Linked DNA regions of Homo sapiens: region 1 is linked to region 2. Evidence: chromatin contacts called from ENCODE Hi-C data. All regions are on one chromosome and are shown on one strand. The core of a region is the stretch at or near the end of the contact, and the rest is flanking DNA. Distances in the headings are between cores, read along the strand shown. Region 1 overlaps LOC102723795 (a long non-coding RNA gene). Region 2 overlaps SHH (sonic hedgehog signaling molecule).

What was found. A loop is a pair of places that touch in the nucleus more often than their neighbours do. Pooled maps may share reads with other maps.
Region 1: a loop to region 2 is called in a pooled map, with 2.9 times the contacts of the local background. The contact joins two enhancer-like sites. A Hi-C loop is called at or near these places in 1 of 168 maps with a recorded cell type or tissue (adrenal gland) and 3 of 50 pooled maps.

The regions. Positions count from the first base shown.
Region 1 is chr7:156,917,656-156,920,906 of GRCh38, reverse strand. All of the region lies in intron 3 of LOC102723795 (a long non-coding RNA gene), which reads right to left. Among named protein-coding and RNA genes, the nearest start is that of LMBR1, 26 kb to the right of the region's middle. RefSeq lists enhancers at 1,944-2,013, 2,034-2,093. Within about 2 kb of position 1,451, at least 3 of the 41 ENCODE cell types and tissues checked have a DNase peak (open chromatin) inside an H3K27ac peak, as active enhancers do.
Region 2 is chr7:155,802,586-155,805,544 of GRCh38, reverse strand. It overlaps SHH (sonic hedgehog signaling molecule), which reads left to right. Exons shown (of 3, transcript NM_000193.4): 3 at 1,819-2,959. The coding sequence ends at 2,645. Among named protein-coding and RNA genes, the nearest start is that of SHH, 8.4 kb to the left of the region's middle. RefSeq lists an enhancer at 1-379 and a silencer at 286-465. Within about 2 kb of position 1,709, at least 5 of the 41 ENCODE cell types and tissues checked have a DNase peak (open chromatin) inside an H3K27ac peak, as active enhancers do.

The DNA of each region.
Region 1 (3,251 bases), core at 202-2,701, 1.1 Mb before region 2:
GAGGTTAGATACTATCCAGGCCTGCCCGCAGTCATCTGGAGGCCTAAACCCCTCCCTGTGGTGCTTCAATGGTCATGTTCCTTGTCCACTTTCATGTTCCTCCCATACTCCTGGTTCCTCTTTGAAGTTCGTAGTAGATAGCAGTAGAAGAAATAGTGAAAGTCTTAAAAAGTCTGATCTTTCTTGTAAGTGCATAGAAGAAAACGCTGACGTATGCTGCCTTCCCTCTCTGCTTCGGCTACCTAAAAGGGAAAGGGCTCCCTGTCCCATGATCACGTGACTTGCCTGGCCTTATCAATCACTTGGACGACTCACCCTCCTTACCCTGCCCCCTTGTCTTGCATGCAATAAATATCAGCGCGCCCAGCCATTCGGGGCCACTACCGGTCTCCGCATCTTGGTGGTAGTGGTTCCCCGGGCCCAGCTGTTTTCTCTTTATCTCTGTCTTGTGTCTTTATTTCTTACAATCTCTCATCTCTGCACACGGGGAGAACACTCACTAAGCCCTGTAGGGCTGGACCCTATAGGTCCCCTGGCCCTGGTGTCAGCGAGCTCCCTGGCAATCCCCTCGCCAGTGCTGCCAGGCTTGACTGGTGCTCTTGGCAGAACTCCTGTCTGATCTGAGGGAGGAGTGAGCCTACCTGGGCCACCTTCTGTTCAAGGTTGTGGGTGAGAAGACACCTGGCCCGGGTCACTTGGGCTGTGGGTGGGGAGTTGTAAGGCATCCTGCTACTGGGGTGCTCCTCCAGTCTGGGGTCCCTTACACGTCTGCCTTCCTCTTTCCACTTTTCAGAGTTCCCCTTTGTCTTTCCTGACTGCCTCATCTGCACTTGATTGCACCATCCGATTTCAATTATCTCCATAGCATTGATCAATTACCTGATATTTTAATACTTAACCAATTGTATTTGTCTCTCCTCCTAAAGTATATGCATAAGATAGCTGAGACCTGTAAGAACTGTTCTTGAATCAGGGCTTATGTGTAAGCTTTATTTGCGTCAGTATTCTCAGCTCCTAGAGTAGGGGTGGGCGCAGGGCAGGCCAATCCTGGTGAGGGTGAGCCAAGTGAGTGCGTGAAAACCAAAGGAAAAAACAAGAGTGAATGCAGATGTCTTCACCCCCAAACAACATGTTGAGTCACCCTAATTAGTACACAAAGAGAGAACAATTTACTGGGACAGGCCAGGCGAGTGTGACTGTCTGCCCACGGTACAAACTTGCTTCTCCTCTCATGCCTGAGTACGGGTAGGCATTCATTCACCGATGGAGGAATGTGCCTTTTGACTCTGCAAACACAATGAGGAGAGTGTGAGGGGTCCGGCGCACCTCTGGGGTTTATGCGCTGCCTCTGCCTGAAGCACGGAAGCAGGTGAGCGTGGGCCTGTCGGTGGTCCAAGGCCACAGGACACTGATGGCTGCCGTCGCCCAGCCTGCCCGCGCTGCGCAGAACCAATTCCTGTCTCTGCCCCTTGGCGAGTGACCAGGTTGCCCAGCAGTGTGAATGTGTGAGAGCTGCTAATCTCACCCCGTTTTCTCACTCTCTTTTTGGGAAGAAGAAAACCAAGCTGAATAAACAACTGTCGGCAAACAAGCACCCTGGACCTCCTTTGGCGTGTCCTTGAACAATACTGAATGCCTTTATTAGTCTGTGCGGTTAACACCAGCCTATTTATTTTTGCTAATGAGACAGAAGTGGAAGATTGGGGTTTTTACAACATTAGACATTATGCCAACCAATTTAATTATTGACAGGGATCAAGGATATTCACCCCACATCAAGTCCACTACTTATTATTGTAACATGCCTAAGAGGAATTAACCACATTTGAACTTAATTAGAACATTCATGATTTCAGAATAAAGCCTATCCCTGCTAATTCTCGAATTAATCTGATTTGTACTGGCTAGGATTTCTAATGCTTCTGAAACAAATCTTTCAGAAGTAGAATGGTGCATGGTTTCTTTTCTAACTACAGGAATGCAGTCAGTGACTTCAGAAATGATTCCTCAGTTAATGCCACATGTTTATTTGCATGCTTTTCCTGGTAACTATTATTCATATTTCAGATTAAAGTCTACCCTTAGACTCATATCAGGAGCTAGGCTATGCAGACATCACTATTAGAATTAAATGTACTACCTGAGGGGAGAAGTAAGAGCATCTGCTCCTTCAATGTTTGGATGAATAAAGGCTGATGATGCCAGGGCTGGTTACTAAGATTTGTTGTATTAAATAGAATCACTTTTCCTTGAGGTCTGTAAGCACTCACACACACACACACAAACTCACACTCACACACACACTCACACACTTACCTGAAAGCAGGAGGCTAAGTTTTGAAGTTTCAAACTTTAACTTGTAAAACAGCCAAATGAAAAATTAAAACCCGGCCAAGCGTGGTGGCTCACGCCTGTAATCCCATCACTTTGGGAGGCCGAGGCAGGTGGATCACTTGAGGTCAGGAGTTCGAGACCAGCCTGGCCAATCTGGTAAAACCCCATCTCTACTAAAAATACACAAATTAGCTGGGCATGGTGGCAGGCACCTGTAATCCCAGCTATCACTTGAACCTGGGAGGTGGAGGCTGCAGTGAGCCAAGATCACGCCATTGCACTCCAGCCTGGTCAACAGAGTGAGATGCCGTCTCAAAACAAAAACAAAAACAACAACAAAAAAAACAACCCACCCCCTACATTTTAATGATTAGGATAGAAAGTGAGAGAAGGGTAATTATCCAGTGAATTTAGACACTGTAAACAAAATGTATCATTTAACCTGAATACTTACTCCATCCTTAATTATCTACAGTATAATTCTGACAAAATTGCTATTTGCCTGTATTGCAACTATAGCTTTGTGGTCTTAGGCAATACAATATAAATAATATAACAATGTAACAGGGCTGGGCCCCGTGGCTCATGCCTGTAATCTCAGCACTTTGGGAGGCTGAGGCAGGTGGATCATTTGAGGTCAGGATTTCGAGACCAGCCTGACCAACATGGTGAAACTCTGTCTCTACTGAATAAAAAAAAAATTAGCCGGGCATGGTGGTGCATGCCTGTAATCCCAGCTACTTGGGAGGCTGAGGTAGGAGAATCGCTCAAACCCGGGATGTGGAGGTTGCAGTGAGCCAAGATTGTGCCACTGCACTTCAGCCTGGGCAACGGAGCGAAACTCCATCTCAAAAAAAAAAAAACAAAAAAAAACCCCAAAAAAACAAAACAACAACAACAAAAAAAAAACCAAAACA
Region 2 (2,959 bases), core at 460-2,959:
GCGCTCTTCTCCGCCCGCATAAATTGGCACGTTTAGCAAAGCCGTTCACGGTGAATTTCGGGGAAACTCTGCCTTCCTCAACCCCCTTCCAGGCTTCCCTACTTGTCTCCTAAATTCCATGTTAATGGCACTATGTTAGTAGGAAAACACTGTTAAGGTGTCAAGGCACACTTGTAGGTAAAGGCTAGAGTGGCTTCTCGTCCCCACAGAAAGCAAAGGCGTGGAGCGGGGGCGGCAGGGGCGGGTGTGCGGCCCGGAGAGCTCCCGGCTGCAGGCAGGCAGGAGGCGGCGCCCCCACCTCGCGGGCTCGGCGGCGGCCCCTGGGCCCAGGGCGCCCCCTGCGCAAAACCTCCTCCCCGGCTCCCTGCCCGCGGGGTCCCCCTAGCGGGGGTCTCCGGAGGCCTCCTCCCAAGTGAGCAGCGCTAATCCATCCCCCGGATCGCGCCGGGAGAGCGGAGCCGCGGCGCGGGAGCCGCTCATTGGCATTCTGAGCACACGGGCGGGGGCGCGGGGCGCAGCGTGTCAAGCCGGGCCGTGCGACTCGACGACTCGGGCTCGCCAGCGCCCGGGGTCGCATTCCGGGGGGCTACGGAGGGCCTCCAACGGCCAGCCCCGCACTTCATGCCAGAGAAACCGATGAGAAGATTAAAAGCCCCCTGTAATTCCAGCAGGAAGATTCTTTCTGGCAATCTCTATTTGCAAAAAGCATGATCCCGGAGATTGGAATGCAAAGAAGACGGCCCTCCCCGCCCTCCTCCCCGGCCCCCTGCGCTCCGCCCCAACTTCAATTATTGTCCTGGGGACAGTGAGCCTCAGAGAGCGACAGAGGGCTCGAGAAAGCGGGTAGTCAAGGGGCCTTGAGACCCGGCGCTTCCAGCGCTCCGAACAGGCCCCGCCATTTAAAATTCAAATACACATCTTGAGTGCTTGGAAGAGAGGCCTGGCTGTGCAAATAGTGCTTGTGAATTGCACACGGGGTGGGGGGGGGTTGCACCTGAGCAAATAGGGAGGGGGAGGCCCGCGAGCTGGGGAGAGAGTGAGCTGAGAACAGGGAGGGGAGAAAATGGAAGTGTCCCCTTCCAAGAGTGTCTCCTGTTTATCCCAGAAATCACAATGACAATGCTGGGCCCTTTATTGGATTTTAATTAGAAAATCCACACAAGCCTCGGATTTTCACACCTCGGCCAATCTCTGGAATGTTTGTCCAGTTGCTACAACTACTGCAGCTATTTTTCACTCCCCGCCCCCGCCCCTCCGCAGGCCCACGCCGAGGCGCGGCAGGGTGCTGCGGGCAGGCGGGCAGGCGGGCAGGCGGGCCAGGGGTTTCCGCCGCGCAGCCCGGGTGCTGAGTGCGCGAGCAGGCGCCGCGCCCCGCGCCGGGGCGGGAGGGAAGGAGGGTGCGCCCGGCGCCCGCGGGAGCTCAAGGAGGCTTCCTGAGGAATCCAAGTGCAGAGCAAACACCCTCTGGATGGATTCGCGGCGAGGCCGGGTGTGTGCGGAGCTGGGGGTGGGGTTGGAGGAAGGCGGAAGGAAAGAGTGTCACCGGCCTCTGCAGGAAACGCCAGCCAACCTCTGTGACCGCCAGCCCAGACTTAGAGAGTCGTTAAGGAATGTGTCGGAATCCTGTCCCTGGGGCAGTGGGGTTGGGGGAGGGAGGTGTGTGCGGGACCCGCCTGGAATCAATCGCCCCGCCCCGCGCCTTGCGCACCCCTGGCCTAGGAGCGCGGGCACCAAGCGTGCGCCCTCCTCCCCGAGACGCGCCTCCCTCTCGGAACTCAATGCCCTGTCCTCTCTTCTTTCCCTTCTCCTCACCCGCAGAGAACTCGGTGGCGGCCAAATCGGGAGGCTGCTTCCCGGGCTCGGCCACGGTGCACCTGGAGCAGGGCGGCACCAAGCTGGTGAAGGACCTGAGCCCCGGGGACCGCGTGCTGGCGGCGGACGACCAGGGCCGGCTGCTCTACAGCGACTTCCTCACTTTCCTGGACCGCGACGACGGCGCCAAGAAGGTCTTCTACGTGATCGAGACGCGGGAGCCGCGCGAGCGCCTGCTGCTCACCGCCGCGCACCTGCTCTTTGTGGCGCCGCACAACGACTCGGCCACCGGGGAGCCCGAGGCGTCCTCGGGCTCGGGGCCGCCTTCCGGGGGCGCACTGGGGCCTCGGGCGCTGTTCGCCAGCCGCGTGCGCCCGGGCCAGCGCGTGTACGTGGTGGCCGAGCGTGACGGGGACCGCCGGCTCCTGCCCGCCGCTGTGCACAGCGTGACCCTAAGCGAGGAGGCCGCGGGCGCCTACGCGCCGCTCACGGCCCAGGGCACCATTCTCATCAACCGGGTGCTGGCCTCGTGCTACGCGGTCATCGAGGAGCACAGCTGGGCGCACCGGGCCTTCGCGCCCTTCCGCCTGGCGCACGCGCTCCTGGCTGCACTGGCGCCCGCGCGCACGGACCGCGGCGGGGACAGCGGCGGCGGGGACCGCGGGGGCGGCGGCGGCAGAGTAGCCCTAACCGCTCCAGGTGCTGCCGACGCTCCGGGTGCGGGGGCCACCGCGGGCATCCACTGGTACTCGCAGCTGCTCTACCAAATAGGCACCTGGCTCCTGGACAGCGAGGCCCTGCACCCGCTGGGCATGGCGGTCAAGTCCAGCTGAAGCCGGGGGGCCGGGGGAGGGGCGCGGGAGGGGGCGGGGCGGGGCAGCAACAGCAACGCAAAGCAAAAAGACACTCGGAAAAGGCGCACGAACCAGACTGAGTTATAATAAGAATAAGAATAATAAAGTAGGACAGTCCAAAGTAGACTCTAAGGAAACAAGGACCCCGGGAAGTTTTGTTGTTGTGCTTAGTTGATATATATTTTTTGAATTTTTTTGGTTATTGTTTTATTTTGGTTATTTTTTCCTCCTCTCCTGGCTATTTATTTGTTTGGTATGAATAGATGTTTTAAATAATATGAACCGGACCTTCA